3 separate regions of the Homo sapiens genome follow, and all the other regions are linked to region 1. The links are chromatin contacts, found by Hi-C or POLR2A ChIA-PET in ENCODE. All regions are on one chromosome and are shown on one strand. Each heading gives the region's core, a stretch centred on a gene start or an enhancer-like site at or near the end of the contact. The rest is flanking DNA. Distances are from core to core; before and after follow the strand shown. Region 1 overlaps HIVEP3 (HIVEP zinc finger 3). Region 2 holds the start of SLC2A1 (solute carrier family 2 member 1). Region 3 overlaps SLC2A1 (solute carrier family 2 member 1).

What was found. Hi-C counts contacts between places; a loop is a spot of excess contacts on that map. ChIA-PET counts read pairs that join two places held with the same protein, here RNA polymerase II (POLR2A). Pooled maps may share reads with other maps.
Region 2: a pooled map shows a loop between it and region 1 (5-fold over the local background). The contact joins the promoter of SLC2A1 here to the enhancer-like site in region 1. A Hi-C loop is called at or near these places in 1 of 37 single-sample maps with no recorded cell type and 3 of 50 pooled maps. POLR2A ChIA-PET finds 5 or more read pairs at or near these places in 1 of 52 experiments (Panc1).
Region 3: a pooled map shows a loop between it and region 1 (4-fold over the local background). The contact joins two enhancer-like sites. A Hi-C loop is called at or near these places in 1 of 37 single-sample maps with no recorded cell type and 4 of 50 pooled maps. POLR2A ChIA-PET finds 5 or more read pairs at or near these places in 1 of 52 experiments (activated CD4-positive, alpha-beta T cell).

The regions. Positions count from the first base shown.
Region 1 is chr1:41,725,195-41,730,246 of GRCh38, reverse strand. The region is part of intron 1 of HIVEP3 (HIVEP zinc finger 3); the gene reads left to right. Among named protein-coding and RNA genes, the nearest start is that of HIVEP3, 190 kb to the left of the region's middle. RefSeq lists an enhancer at 1,821-1,890. Within about 2 kb of position 2,791, at least 17 of the 41 ENCODE cell types and tissues checked have a DNase peak (open chromatin) inside an H3K27ac peak, as active enhancers do.
Region 2 is chr1:42,956,915-42,961,966 of GRCh38, reverse strand. SLC2A1 (solute carrier family 2 member 1) reads left to right here and starts at 3,099. Exons shown (of 10, transcript NM_006516.4): 1 at 3,099-3,333. The coding sequence starts at 3,316. SLC2A1-DT (SLC2A1 divergent transcript) reads right to left here and starts at 2,918. Exons shown (of 4, transcript NR_033967.1): 1 at 2,390-2,918. RefSeq lists silencers at 2,743-2,926, 2,799-3,208, 3,339-3,978.
Region 3 is chr1:42,930,766-42,935,817 of GRCh38, reverse strand. SLC2A1 (solute carrier family 2 member 1) reads left to right here. Exons shown (of 10, transcript NM_006516.4): 3 at 4,612-4,772; 4 at 4,952-5,052. Among named protein-coding and RNA genes, the nearest start is that of SLC2A1, 26 kb to the left of the region's middle. RefSeq lists enhancers at 380-1,172, 3,510-3,679. Within about 2 kb of position 3,802, at least 28 of the 41 ENCODE cell types and tissues checked have a DNase peak (open chromatin) inside an H3K27ac peak, as active enhancers do.

The DNA.
Region 1 (5,052 bases), core at 1,542-4,041:
CTTCATACTGAGTCTTCCTTGAGCTGAATCATGTCAGCTCCTAGAGCCTGGGGTGAGGCCTCTCAAATGGACAAAGAGGAATCCTTTGCAGGAGGAGCCTGCCTAGTCTCTTGAGGGCCCCTGTGAGAAAGGGGGCGAATTCCCACAGGAAGATGAAAGCCCCTTGCTCTGCAGTCACGTTTCCTAAGGTTAAACACGCTCAACCCCGACTAGCTGGAGGACCTTGGCCGACTCACTTTCCCTCTCTTGGCCTTCGTGTCTTCATCTGGAAAACAGGCACAGTATTCCCTGCCCTGCCTTTGTGCCTCCCTTCCTGTCTCCCTCTGTGGGCTGGTGTGAGGATCCAGAGTGGTAGTGGAGGAGAGGGAACCGGAAACTCACATGACACTTCCTGTCGAGAGCAAGAACGCACCTCTTCCCGGCTCCAGCACCTCGCACCTTTCAACACAGAATCAAAGACTGGGCTGGGTTACCTAGAGTTAATTGGAGGTAACTAGAGGAACAAGGACACATGGCTGAAAGGACTGTCACCTTCAGGAGGCCCTGGTCCCAAGCCTAGGGCTGCTACTTACAAGCTGGTGGCCTCGGTCAGGGCCCTTCTCCCTCTCTTCTCTTCACTTTCTCCTTCTGTAAAATGAGTAGGGAGTTGGAAAGGAGGAGTTTAGAATTCCTCTAAGAATATTCCAGCTTTAAAGTCAACGGGGACCCATTCAGAATAAAAAGGTCAGTGACGGATATCAGGCCCTTTGCCAACAGCAAGTTTGGGAACCCTGGGAAACCCGTGGTCCCTGGACATAGAGTTGAGGGAGTGAGGCAGTGACGATGAGCTTTGCCAATCTGAGAACCAGTGCCTTCTCAGTTTCTTGCCAGTTTTGCAGATGAGCAGTTGATTTACAGAGTTGGAGTGAGTTGCCTCAAGTCACAGAGCCAGGGTGAGAGATAGCATGGGCCCAGGTCTGCCCTGTTCTTCACAACATAATGTTGGAAGTAGAGGGAAAGGCAGGGAAAGGGGCTGCCGGTTACTGATCACCCCTGTGCACTGGGCTCTCTGCTTCCCCCAGGATCTCGTTTTATTCCCACAGCCACCTTGGGAGGTGGACTCCCTGAATGGAACCCCTGAGGGTGGCGGAGACAGTAGTCTGATTTCTGGTTGTTCCTGGATGGCTGTGTGTTGGGGGAAGCACGTGGCCAAGGCAGCCTGGGTAACCCCTAGTCCATGTGGGAGATGGTGACTGAGAGCGAGATTGCAGCCACGTGGAGATTGTGGGCAGCAGTGTGGCTGGGACAGCAGCTGCTCTCCCTATGCAAATGAGGCCCTCAGCACCCACCATCCAGCACTGAGCAAACACCCAGCAGAGAAACCCCCTCCTAAACCTCTCTGGGACCCTAGCCTGTGCCTTCTGACACCTTCACCGCAGCAGCTGCCTGTACTCTAAGCCCAGTCCCAGGCCACAGCAGTTCACAAGAACCATGCCCACCCCTTGGGGGAATTCCCGTGTCTGTCTGGAGACAAACTGCAGCCTAGGCAAGTCTGGCTGTAGAAGCTGACCCTAGAAGCCAGCCCTGCATTAAGAGCTGACTGTAGCATCCCCAGTGGCATGCCCGTATCACTTCCAGGGCCAGTCTGAGAACTGTCAGTGGGGCTGTAGATTGAGAACAAGTCTGGCCTCATCCACCCTCTGCAGATCCCAAGCATATCGCCTTTGGCCCCTCCCCTGCACATTTGCTCATGCTGTCCCCTTGGGATTACATTTCACCCCCCCTTACTCCCCCTGCTCTGTCGCCTTGGCAGAACCAGCCCCGCATCCCCTGCCCAGCACTGAGTGCCCCAGGCCTGGGTGCCGTCTATCATTACAGCCTGCTCATGTCCTTGGACTCCAGCTCCCCTCTAGGCTGGGCACTCCCTGGGCTGGGGCTGAGGAATTTGTGCCTGGCTTTGGATTGAGTGTGGTCTCATTTATTCCTTGCAACCTAGAAGACAGATATGCTTATTGTTCTAGCTTTATGGGTGAAGAAAGATACTCAGAGAGGTCAAGTCACTTGCTCAAGGTTGCACAGCTACCAAGTAGGAGAGCTGGGATAAGGAACTGGAGTTGCATGCAGAGTCTGTAATTGGGAATAGACTGGCCCTTATTCAGCCCTTTGTTCCCAGGCCTGACAAAGCCTAGGGTGATTAAGGACCAGCAAGCGTTGATGCATTCTTGTTCAACAATAAGATGGTGGATACTCTCCCTGTCTGTTCCCCAGGTATCCTGAAGGTGCACCCTGCCGCTGTGTGCACAGCCCACCTACCCCAACATGCACCCGTCAGGCCCTGGATGAGGGCATTTGCTCAGGAGATCCTTCCAGCAGTGTGGTGGGCTCAGGATGGTTATACCCATTTTATAGATAGGAAACTGGGTACTAGAGAGGTCTAATAAATGTCCCAGAATGACCCAGCAGGAAGTAGCTGACTACGACTCCAGCCCAGGGCTTGGGGCTCTGTGTCTGGTGCTCCTTCCTAGGCTGGCGGGATGAGGCCATGCTTGCCAAAGTCACCCGGGCTGCCTCTGGCCCAAAGTGACGGAGCAGTTGGTCAGCTAGTCCTCCACCCCGAGGCCTCTGAGAAGAGAGGAAACACCGGTCTGCGGGGGATTCCTCCGGCGGCGCCGCGCCCCTCAGCCACTTCCTCTGGACACTCTCGTTTTCTTTGTCACTTGTTTTAGTTTCTGCTTTTCTTCCCTCGTTCCTTTTTCTCAAGGCCACTTTCATTTCCGTCTGGCAGTGTCCCCCCAGCCCACCCCTACTCCTCTCTGCTCAGCTCCCACTGCCTGCTGCCACTTTGGGATCCCCAGAGGCCTTGCCTGCCTGGGCCACATTTCCCAGCTGGTAGGGGTCAGGCACAGGAAGGGGCTGCCTCCCGGCTTCATCCCTCGTGGTGGGGAAGCTGAGGTGGCTGTCAGATCGCCCTAGGATCCCAAGCAGCCCCAGGTTCCCTGCTTAGCCTCTCTGGGCCCCAGGCTCTTTCTCATCTATGAGATGGGAGGAAGTCCACCCTCAGAGAGTGTGAGGAGAGAAGGAGATGACACACGTGAAGCTCCAGTAACTAGCACATAGAAAAACCCAGTGAACACCAGCTCTGCATCTCCGGACCTGCCTGTGAGTTCAGTCTTCTGTGCCTGCAGTCTTCTCCCCCAACACTGGGCGCCCACACCTGGCCAAAGGCAGACCTCGCCATCTGTGCCTCCCGCGCTGAGACACCAAAGCCTGTAGAAAGGTGGTTCTGAGAAAGGAAGAGAGGATTATCACTTACGCCCTCTGGAGTCCATATGTACAGCCCTCTACCACAGCAAGAGCCCCTGCCCCCATGCCCAGCACAGAGGCATCATTTTCCCTGCAGACTGCCAGCCACCAGGCACTCAACACTCAGGGTAGGGCAGCCCTCCATTGTTCGACAGCTCTGCCTTTTTTAAGAAAGTTCTTCTCTCTAGTCAGCTGAGACCTGCCAGCCTCCACACCTGTCCTCTATCTTTGACCTTCCCCAAAAGAACTGATCTCCTCTCTCCTATTGTTCTAGATGTCTCAGTATTGCACTTGGGCCTCTCCAGACTTGCCCCAAATCCTTCTGCTCCAGTGTCCCAGTATCCCAGAGCAGTTAAGATTTTGGACTCCAGAGCACAACTCCCCCAGTTCAAATCGTGGTGAGGCCACTTGCTATCTATGTGACACTGGGAGTTTCCTAACCCCTCCACGCTCAAAAGGAGGTAACTGTGGGACTTAACATGAGCGGGTGTGTAAACGTCACCCACTGCCATGGCTGTTTATGATCAAACATCTACAAAATCTGTAACAGCTTCTCAAAGGGCCTCACTTCCAGCCCCCTTCATGCCTGCTTGCCTGCTGGTTCTATTTGGTAGTTTCCCTGTTACAACTTAGAGATGGTGCCTTGACTCTTGGAGGCAGCCAGACATTGAGGAAGGAGCCCTGGTTTTGGAAGTAGACCTGTGTTCAAATCTCAGGTCCATCCCGGGTTTGATTTACCCGGGAGACACCATGGGCCCATGTGGCTTCTCGAGGGCTCATGAAAATGCTTGAGACATGAAAAGAAAAAGGTTTGGTTTCAAAATATGAAAACTGCTCATCAAAATTAATATTTAGTTAATATACTCAAGCATAATGAATTGTATGATTTAGTTTTTATAGAAACAGCCCTCCTTTTGGGGGTTAGCATGCCTCACCTTGCCAAGGTTCCTGATTGCAGACAATGACTGCTGAGAAATCAGAGCATATCATTCATACTACAGGTTACTCACTGAAAATCACTTCAAAAACAAAATTATCTTTTAAATGTATAGTTGTTTTCCAGCAAAATATTACATTCAGCAAGGGATAAATTTTATAGAATGTCGGGGAGGCTTCCAAAAGTAATGCAGCTTGGGTCTTAAAATGACCCTGGGACTGGTCAACTCATCTCTCTGAGCCACTATGTCCTCATCTGCAAAATGGGGACAATACACCTGTTTTCCAGTATTGTTGAGCCTATCCTGGAGATCTGATAGTGCCTGCCTGTCTTTTGGGGGTCACTGGAGGAAGGGACAGAGGACTGTTGGCCCTTGCCTCTTATGGAGTTTCCATACGGATGCTGGACACTGAACCTGTTTGCTTTATCAGTCCTATGTGTCTGGGCCTTTCATCCCAGCTTCTGCCCATTCATCTTGGAGCGAGCAGTTACCATCAGCACAGACAATAGTTTGGGCTTTGGGAGGTGGGAAGTCCTGGGAATTCTTAGTTATTCCATTGCTGTTGCATTAGGTAGGTCCGCACATGCCCTTGAAGATTGAACATCCCTCCTGGGCTCTAACATAATTCAGGAAAAAGAGATGTCTGTTCTCTTGCCTCTTGACAGCTATTCCTTGTAAGGAACCATCATTCCCTTGTCCCTGTGACTGGGAGAGGCTTGTGGCAGGAGTGAGGAGACATCGGCTGATAAGTGGCAACCAGTTAGGGGCCCAGCTGCATGTCTGCATGTCCCGAAGCGTTCTTGATTCAGGGATGCCATTCACAGCATGAGAG
Region 2 (5,052 bases), core at 1,850-4,349, 1.2 Mb before region 1:
CGTCAAGAATGAGTACAGTTTACATAGCTAAGCCTTTATAAACATCCACTTTCCCTCAGGCCTACCCAGGAAGGGTTTGTTATATCTATTTTACAGATGTGGGTCTTCAGGCTCAGAGAAGAGAAGGCATTGTTTGCCCATGAATGTTTGCAAGTAAATAGCAGAGCTGGGACTCAAAGAGTCCGGATCTGGGGCTCCATCATGAATCTCTAAGAGTGGCCCAGAGATTCTCACGTTCCCTAGGTAATCATTCTGGCAGTCTGCTGCCTTTGCACATGCTCTTCTCTCTGCTGAGAATGGCCTTCCCTCAATCCATCTGGTGAACTCCTATTCAGTCTTCCAAACCCTGCTTAGCATGACCTCCCCCTTCCCAGATGCTCTCTCTACTCACTCTCCTTCCCCTGTGGTACAAGTTCTGCACCTGTACAGATTCTTAACCCTCTACGCTTGACTTGGTATTGTTGCTGCTCATTTCCCCTCTTGCTCCTCCTCCAGCTTGGGGCCTCCATGAGGCTAACAATGGGGTCACATGTCTCTGTCCCTGGGAAAGTGGCCAGCATGGGGCTGGCCCAGAGAAGGACAAGGTGGCTGTTTGGTGAGTGTGACCCATGGGCTGAGTAAGGCAGACCCGCAACTGGGAAAAGGCATAGACTGGATGTGCTAAGAAACAAGGAGCTGTGGAGAGACTTTGAGGAGGGAAGTAGCAAAACCCAAAAGGTACTTAAGGAAAGACTGGAAGTATCAGCAGGACGGACTGGAGGGGAAGGAACATTCAACACAGGTAGATTAGCTGCTCACTCATTCGTGCATTCCTTCCCTCCTTCAGTCATTCACCCACGTGCCTCAGCTGCAGAACCTGTCCTCAAGGTGCTCACAGGCTGAGGGAAGGCAGACAGAGGACAAGTGGCAACCTACAAAACACCAAATGGTAAAGGAGAGAAAGATTTCCACTTGGGAGAACCAGGGACACTTCCCGGAGGAGGAAGGACCCATGGTGCTTTTTGGCATGGTGAGGTCGGGGAGGGCTTCCCAGGCAGAGGAGACAAGCTGAGCAAATGTGTGGATGTGAGTTGCTGGTGTGAGGGGCGAGGCTGAGCGTGTAAACTGGTGCCATGAAGAAGGACCGTGATGGCCAGGCTTGGCCCTTACTCCCTCCATGACAATTTCAGACAGATGAGCAGGAGAGTGGCAGGGTGCAGGACTGGAGGACAAAAGACCAGAGGAGATGGAGGCCCTGCAGACAGCAGGGGAGGGAAGGAGGATGAGGTGGTGTAGACAGCGGAGTCAGCAGGACTTGGTCTGTCCAGGGGTGAGGAGAGAGGTGGCCCAAGCTTTCCAGGCTGAGCATAGAGAGACCACAGGAATTGAAGCCTTGGGCAGGGGGGTGCCCAGAATGCACCTGCCTTCTGTTTCAGGGCTCCATACTCAACCAAGGTGCCCCTCAGCCAGAACTGGACACATTGCCAGAGAACTCCAGGGGTCATCTGGTCGGCTCAGCCTCCCGGTTTCCGACAGACAGTAAGCCCACCATGACTCCCTCCATCGGGAAAGGGACCCTCAAGACTTTGATCAGACCTTTGGACTGGGGGTCCTTCCCTTCACTGTGTCTCAAGTAAGGCACTGGTCTAGAGGAAATAAGGTGAAGTCAGATGATAGCAATACCACTACCAGTGCAGTGGCACATGCCTGCACTCCCAGCTACTACGGAGGCTAAGGTGGGAGGATCACTTGAGCCCAGGAGTTTGAGACCAGCATTTATTTATTTACTAACAGACTAAATAAATAAACCAACAATACCACCAACCAGTAAATGAGAACTTCCATGCTAAACACTTCATGAGCTTATCTGGAAATTGCACCTCTCCTGATAGCAATGAGATTGGTGTGGGAATTCCATTTACTCATAAGAAGACAGCCTCGGCCGGGCTCAGTGGCTCACGCCTGTAATCCCAGTACTTTGGGAGGCGAGGTGGGTGGATCACGAGGTCAAGAGTTCAAGACCAGCCTGGCCAAAATGGTGAAACCCCGTCTCTACTAAAAATAAAAATAATTAGCCAGGGGTGATAGCGGGCGCCTGTAATCCCAGCTACTCGGGAGGCTGAGGCAGAGAACTGCTTGAATCCGGGAGGCGGAGGTTACAGTGAGCCGAGATCGTGCCGCTGCACTCCAGCCTGGGCGACAGAGCGAGACTCTGTCTGAGAAAAAAAAAAATTAAAGAAAAAAACGAAAACAGCCTCACTGGCCAGGAACTCGCCCAGGATCGCGGCCGGGCCAGTATACAGTTGAGCTGGTTCAAACCCGAGGTCTATCATGTCCTTAATGTCCTATCATGTCAGTCAGTTAGCCTGCCTTTCATATTTTCCACACTTACAGGTCACCATAGACTCACCTGAACTGTGAGAAGTAGAGGAAGGCGTCCCAGAGGAGGTGATTTTAAAGCCCAGGTTTGAGATGGGTATGCATTTCCAGGCAAGAGAGCCCGGCCGGTGCAAAAGCAAGGCTTGGCTCACAAACGGGAATGTGGGGGGTGGAGACAGGGAAGGGAGAAGTCAATCCCTGGGCAAGACCTCCTGGAGTCTCTCTAACAAATAAATACTACTTTCCATGCAGTAGACGCTGTTCTAAACACTTTACAAATATTAACTCACTTGGTCTTTCTACAACCCTACGAGGTGGTACTGTTACTATCCCTAGTGCACCGAAGTCACCCAGCGGCCGAGTGAGAACTCCAGTCCAGCTTTCCACCCGCTACTCCGCGCATCCCAGCTTGCCTTACAGCCGGGTACCGGCTCCACCATTTTGCTAGAGAAGGCCGCGGAGGCTCAGAGAGGTGCGCACACTTGCCCTGAGTCACACAGCGAATGCCCTCCGCGGTCCCAACGCAGAGAGAACGAGCCGATCGGCAGCCTGAGCGAGGCAGTGGTTAGGGGGGGCCCCGGCCCCGGCCACTCCCCTCACCCCCTCCCCGCAGAGCGCCGCCCAGGACAGGCTGGGCCCCAGGCCCCGCCCCGAGGTCCTGCCCACACACCCCTGACACACCGGCGTCGCCAGCCAATGGCCGGGGTCCTATAAACGCTACGGTCCGCGCGCTCTCTGGCAAGAGGCAAGAGGTAGCAACAGCGAGCGTGCCGGTCGCTAGTCGCGGGTCCCCGAGTGAGCACGCCAGGGAGCAGGAGACCAAACGACGGGGGTCGGAGTCAGAGTCGCAGTGGGAGTCCCCGGACCGGAGCACGAGCCTGAGCGGGAGAGCGCCGCTCGCACGCCCGTCGCCACCCGCGTACCCGGCGCAGCCAGAGCCACCAGCGCAGCGCTGCCATGGAGCCCAGCAGCAAGGTGAGTCGCGCGCCCGCGGGCCCTCCCGCCAGGAACAAAGGCGCAGACTCCTGCCCGCCTTACGCCGGCCAGGGCCTCCCCCGCCGCCCCGCTGCGCTGTGCGCCCGGGGCGGGCCGCGCGCCTCTCCGAGCCTGGCTCGGTGCGGGTCCCGAGCGCAGCGCCCCGCCGGGCCGCTGGCCGCAGTGGGGATGGGCTTCGGATCTAGCGGGCCGGAGGGCGCCGCGTGCGTAGTTGGCGCCGGCACTGAGCACATGGCCTCCTTCCGGGGGCGCCGCGCCGTCCACGCGGCCCTGCTGGGGCTGGGGACACAGGGCCCGGGAGCGGCACGTCGCACACGACCTCGGCAGCAGCAGCCCAGCCTCGGCCCCTCCCGGTGCGGGGGAGGGGGCCCGAGCGCGGCGCCCATTGGCTGAGCGGGCCGAGCCCCCGGCCCGGCCCCGGCCCCGGCGCGCGGAGGAGTCAGGAGCCGCCCCCGCTCTCCGTCTGCTCCCCTAGCCCGGACGCCCCTGTAGGTGGGCGGCCTGGTGCGAGGTGTCCCACCGGCCTCCCCTACTCCTCCCGCCAGTCCCCCGCGGTGACGAGGCCGAGGCCGAGGGGAGGGCACTTTTCTCCAGGCCCGGGCTCGAACGCGGGGGTTGAGATGAACCTCCGGTCTCGGAGGCTCTCCTTTGCGAGGAGTGCAGGCCCCAAAGCTTTGGCCCAGTCTCGCGGAGATGTGTTCCGCGGAGGCAGGTTTACCCTCGGGGCCAGGCGGGGAGCGCAACCGGAGGGGCGGGGGATCTGGGGGCCAGGAAAGAGCCCCAGGCTGAAGTCTAGCGGGAAGCGCGCACGCCACGGGGTTGGGGAATGAGGGATGGGGACTCTGGGGACCAACAACTCCCTAGATAGGATTTCTTTTTTTCTGTGTAAGTGGGCTTGTCCTGCAGGGCATCTTTGTAGCGTCCGCAGAGCGATTTCTTTTCAACAAATTGTTTGTGGAGCCCCTCCTGTGTGTAGGGCATTGTTTCTTTCCACCTCCTTTCCTCCCCCTAGTCTACAATATTTTCAAGTCCCCTTTTTCTTTTGAAACGGTCCCTCTTTATCTATTATACTTTGATTTTTCCATCTCGTCAGCTGGGAGGGCACCTGGATGGCCCTTGTTTTCTTAGCTGGGACGCGGGGGTAGCACTGAATTTTGAACTGCCCTTCCTACTGGCTGTGGAGGTGTCCCGCTGAGACTGAGCGGGGTGGCGCTGGGCCGCACCCTCGGCAGGAAAAGGCCTTCCGCCCCACACCTGTTGAATCCATAAATCCAGACGACTTGGTTCACCCTTCCTGGGCCCTCGCTTGAGGTGAGACCCCGGGGAAGTTCCCGGGGAAGGCTCCCAGGATCTTAGGTGAGCCGTAAGGGTGGGATATAACTAAACAAAAGTTCAGTGAGAAGCTCTTCTAGCTAGTGGCAAGGAAGTCCAAATATCTCAGGGCTCTTGCAGGCCACTTAACTTCTGGGCCTCAGTTTTTCCATCTGAAAGAGATCACTTTTGTCACTTCCTCTAGGGAAGGAACTATCTATTCAGCATACTATGCCAGACATGGGTATTTATTTGTTGAGTGGATAAGGGAATACTACGTGGAGACAGAAAAGTGGAGGAGAAAATCAGCAGGTTCTTAGCCAAACTACTTTAAGCGTCACGGACCTTATAGCCCTGCTGGTTACTCACTAGCCTGGAGCTCAGAGA
Region 3 (5,052 bases), core at 2,553-5,052, 1.2 Mb before region 1:
ACAGGGAACTCACCACCTGTAAGGTGGGCAGCCTCATACCCTGAAGTCTATAAAGCTCTTCCTTCCCCTGAGCTGGAGTCTGGCCCTGGCACCTCTGCCCTCTGGGGCTACAGAGTGCTGGGTTCCTCTGCCAGGAGCAGCCGAGCAGGGTCTGGAGACTAGCTTTATTCCCTGAGGCAGGCCCGTAGTTCCTTCAGGTTCCTCCTTACTCTTACATTCTTAGGGTAATGATTTCTGGCAATTTCAAAATGGAAAACCTTGTCCCTAAGGCTCCTCCGAAAGTGGTGACTTCTTTTCTTGAGAGAGCAACAGTGACAGCAGTAACAGCTTACCCATGTGCCAGGCAGTGTTCGCCGCCTCATGCCCCTCTACAAAGGGGAAGTGAGAAGTTCCTTGGCAGATGGGCAGACATGTAGTCTCACCCACAGTTGCCTCGACTGGCGGGAGGTGGTGTGGGGATTCCCAGGTGTCCTTAGGCTTGGGCAGGCCTCCCCCTCACCCCAGGAGAGCCACCGGGTGAGGAATAGCTTCGCGTACCAGAAGCCATCCGGTTCAAAGGATCTCAGCTGCCCAGAGTCAACCTGCTTCTCCAGGGTGGTCTCCATGGTGGGTGTCCTCTAGGCTCAGTGAGGCACCTGGACAGAGATCTGTAGTAGCCCCTCAGCTCTAGGCTGGCCGACACCATGGCAGTCCCCCCAGGAACTAACCAGAACCGCTCCTCCCTCCTCAACACGCTTGCCGCCACCCAGACTCCACAGCTGGGTGAAGAGACTGGGCTGGGAAGGGAGCAGAGAAGCGGGTGGATGGCCGAGCCTGGCACATTTGGTGTGCAGGACTCCGACTGCATTCTGAGGGGTGGTTCACTGTGGGAAATGGGGTCTGACTTTGGTGGATAGGAAGAGTCGGGAGCAGAATCCAGATGAGACCCAGGGCAGGCTGCCTGGGTAGAGAAGTAGGACAGACTCGGAGGCAGAATCGAGAGGACCTGGTGATGGATGGATGTGGGGTGGTGGCAGCATCAAGTGTTTAAATCCTAAGCTTGGGACGGGCATGTGAGGTGGGAGCGTTCAGAACAGGCACGTGCCAGGTCTCACCTCACACATGACCCAGGGTTGCGGAGGCTGCTGGGAGCCGGCGGGATTGGGCCTGTGGGATCCTGTCAGGGCATAATAAGTAGACTCTTCTTTCCTGAGGTGCACCCAGACACTTCTAGGGAGGATGTGACCCCAGAGCTTTTCCCCATGTAGGGTTCTTCTCATTCTCCAGCATCCCCCTGCCTTTCCTGGGCCAAGAGTCAGCGTGGAACCCCATACGAATCCCCAGGGAGGAGAGGGCACAGAGCACCGGAACCAGCAGTAGGAATTGGAAAACCAGGCGTGGCTTCTTCCCAGAAATCTCAGGCATCAAGAGGCAGAAACCCACTCCCCAGCCTCAGCTTGGCCAGGAAGTGCTGCTGTGGGCTGGAGAGGATGGGTCTAGGCCAAGGTGAACATGCAGAGAGCTGGCTGCTCACCCTTCCTCCACCCCATAAAGTGGTCTGAGTAACAGAGCAGCTAGGCAGCGTCCAGGAGCCAGCCCTGGACAAGGTTGGGTCCCTTTGACTGTGTGACCACAGGCAGGAGACGTAACTCAGGGTGGAGCTCTGGTCACACCTCACTTACACACAGCCCTCTTGTCAGTTGCCCCAACATCTCAAGAGATCTTCAAGCTTATTTAGGTAGTTTCAAGCCTTACTTAGCACCTATTTACTCTTTCTTTGTATACAATTCAAACAAATTCCATTTGCTGACTTCTTGGCAAATTTCAAAAGAGGTGTGGAGAGTTGTACAAGACAAGCCTCTGAACCACAGAGGGTTGGGGGAATACCTTAGAACTATGGAATGCAGAAATTTAGCCATCAGGAGCCAGTCTGCACAGGGACAAACACCTCTCCTTGCCCCTGGAGAGAGCCCCAAGGGCAGACACCATTGCCCTGCAGCCCTGCTTGTAGGTCTGGTTGCTCAGGAGAGCAAAGTGAAATCTCTTCACATTTTCACCCCATAATGGGTCAGGAAAGATTGGACCCTCAGAAGGGCAAGCGCCATTTATCTGGACCGTTCCCATATCCACCCTCATTCAGAGCAGCCTGTTCTTGGTGGAGCCTGATAAACGGGGCATTACCGTTCCCAACCAGTCCTCCTCTGGGGTTAGTTTCGTCCACAGAAGAACACTTTGCATTTTGTTACTCTGTTTTTTGTCAAAATCTGCCTTCTGTCTGCCCCCAGCAGAATCAAGGGGTTCTAAGAGGAGAGCCTAACACCTTTGGTTCGATTCCTCCATTTCCTCACCAGGTATCCCTGGCACTGGCTCTGGGACAGACCATGGTGTGAATCAACTGTCTTCCTCAGGGAAGACAAACTCCTGGAGTCAGGGAAACCTGGATCTCGAAAGGTTTCAGCAATAAGGCCAGGGGTACCTTCCAGGCAGGAGTAGTAGCATCTCAAAGGCGTAGAGGGGTGGGAGATGGTGTGTAGTGAGTGCAAAGGTGTGGTAGGTAGGGAGATTGGATTGATACCTGGCAGGAGCCCCGATTTTGAGTTACGGGTTGAAGGCTTGGGGAGACTCTGTTAGTGGTCTGCACAGCCTTCAGGCCACCAGTGTGCAGTGGGGTGATTTTAGGGATGATGACACCAAGCACTGTTTCACTGATTCCCTGCAGCACTGTGAAGCAGCTCCTGCTAATGTCTGCACTTTAGAAATGGGGCCATGGAAACTCACAGATGAAATAACTTGCTCATGGTCACACTGGAAATAAGGGGTGGAGCTAGGACCTGAATTTAGTTGTGTCCAGAATCAGAGTTCAGGTTTCTATTCACTGCCCTGCATGGCGTCCTTGGAACGGACAAGCAGATCCTTAGGGCTTGCCTCTGCCCTACCAACTGTCCTCGCCCCTTGGAGCCTGGCCTCCATCAGATGCCTGCTGACTTGGGACAGGTTGTGACAGGGCAGGGGAAAAGATGGCTAGAGGCTGAGCACCCACAGCAATGGGAAGGAAGGCACCAGGAGGCAGGCCCAGCATATTTGAATAGGTGGGCATTTCTGGGACTGCAGGCTTTGGTTTGGCAAGTGTGCCTGCCCACACCTTCTTCTTCTGCTAGACCTCAGTGGGTTGGAAGGGATAGGGAGGACCAACAGCAGTGATGGAGGCTGCAGAGGCTGCATACCGCTGTGTGTGCATGAACCTGTGGCATGCACACACACGGAGGGGTGTTGGGATGGGTTGGGTTCACATGGAATTGAGTTTGAGCTGTAAGTGGTAGGGGATGAGGGGCATGTGAGTTTGTGACTGGCTAAAGCAGGAATATTTAGATTCTATGAGCACGGGTATGTGTGTGTGATGGTATACGTGCATAAGAAGCCGTTTCTGGGTAACTAGGGCCTGCACTCTGCTATACGTGTGGCTGGGTGGGTCTGGCCAGTCCCATGGCACTGAGAGTGTGGTGAGTGTGCTCAGGCAGAACGGGTGCTGCCTGCCTACCACATCCGTGGGAGCTGGCCAGGGTGGGGGCAGGGCTGGTGGGCAGGGCTGCCCTAGGACGGGCGTTTCCAGTTCCTGGAACTGCTTCCTTGTGTGGAACCTTTCCCCATACCTCCTAGCTGGGCCCTTGGGAGAGGGGAGGAGGCCGTGGGTCCTTCAAGGGGGTGCTCGCAGGCCAGACACAAGGGAGCTAGGCCTGGGGAACAGAAAGCCACAGCGTGAGTCTTTCAAGCACTTCTGAAGGGTGACATGTGTGAGTTTGTCACACCAGGCCCTCAGTGCGGTCAGGGAGTCTGTACTTCCTGGATGGCGGAACCTGTCTGTCAAGCCCTGCTTCCTCCCCAGCAAGGGGTTGGGGGGAGGGCCTGATGGCAGGAGATGGGCCCCTGGGGCTTTGAGACATGGTGAGGAGAAAAGGGGCAAGTGGGAAGACCCTTTTCCTTCTGTATTTCTCTTTTTTTTTTTTTTTTTTTGAGACATAGAGTCTCACTCTGTCACTCAGGCTGAAGTGCAGTGGCACAGTCTTGGCTCACTGCAAACTCCGTGTCCTGGGTTTAAGCAATTCTGCCTTAGCCTCCCGTGTAGCTGGGATTACATGCTTGCGCCACCACGTCCAGCTAATTTTTTTTTTATTTTTAGTAGAGATAGGGTTTCACCATGTTGGTCTGGCTGGTCTCGAACTCCTGATCTCCAGTGATCTGCTTGCCTTGATCTCCCAAAGTGCTGGGATTACAGGCGTGAGCCACCACACCTGGTCTTGTACCTCTCTGTTCTATGCCTGAACTTCCACCACTGATCACTTGCCATCATCCCAGCAAGTCACACTGAGCCTGTGAAACCACAGGGCACTGGAAACCACACGTTAGGGGAAGTGGGAGAGTTGGCGGGGCTCTCAGATGAACTCCAACCCCTTGTTTCTCGCCTGGGGAAAGTGAGGCCCACAAAAATAGAGGGACTTGGCTCAAGAACATGCAGTGAATCTGTGGCAGAGCCAGGCCCTGGCCCTCTCTTAGGGAGGGGTGCAAGGGGAAAGGAAAAGGAAGACTGGGTCCTGGCCCCTGGCTTGCTCACCCAGGCTGCATCTCCCCCTGCAGGTGATCGAGGAGTTCTACAACCAGACATGGGTCCACCGCTATGGGGAGAGCATCCTGCCCACCACGCTCACCACGCTCTGGTCCCTCTCAGTGGCCATCTTTTCTGTTGGGGGCATGATTGGCTCCTTCTCTGTGGGCCTTTTCGTTAACCGCTTTGGCCGGTAAGTAGGAGAGGTCCTGGCACTGCCCTTGGAGGGCCCATGCCCTCCTGCCCAGGGAGTCCCAGATGGGGTGGGAGGTAGGGGAGACTTATCTGCCTGTTCCAGGGTATTACCTCTGACCCAGCCCCTCGGAGCCCAAGGAATGTGGGCACTGGCCTGACCTGTGACCCCGTCCCCAGGCGGAATTCAATGCTGATGATGAACCTGCTGGCCTTCGTGTCCGCCGTGCTCATGGGCTTCTCGAAACTGGGCAAGTCCTTTGAGATGCTGATCCTGGGCC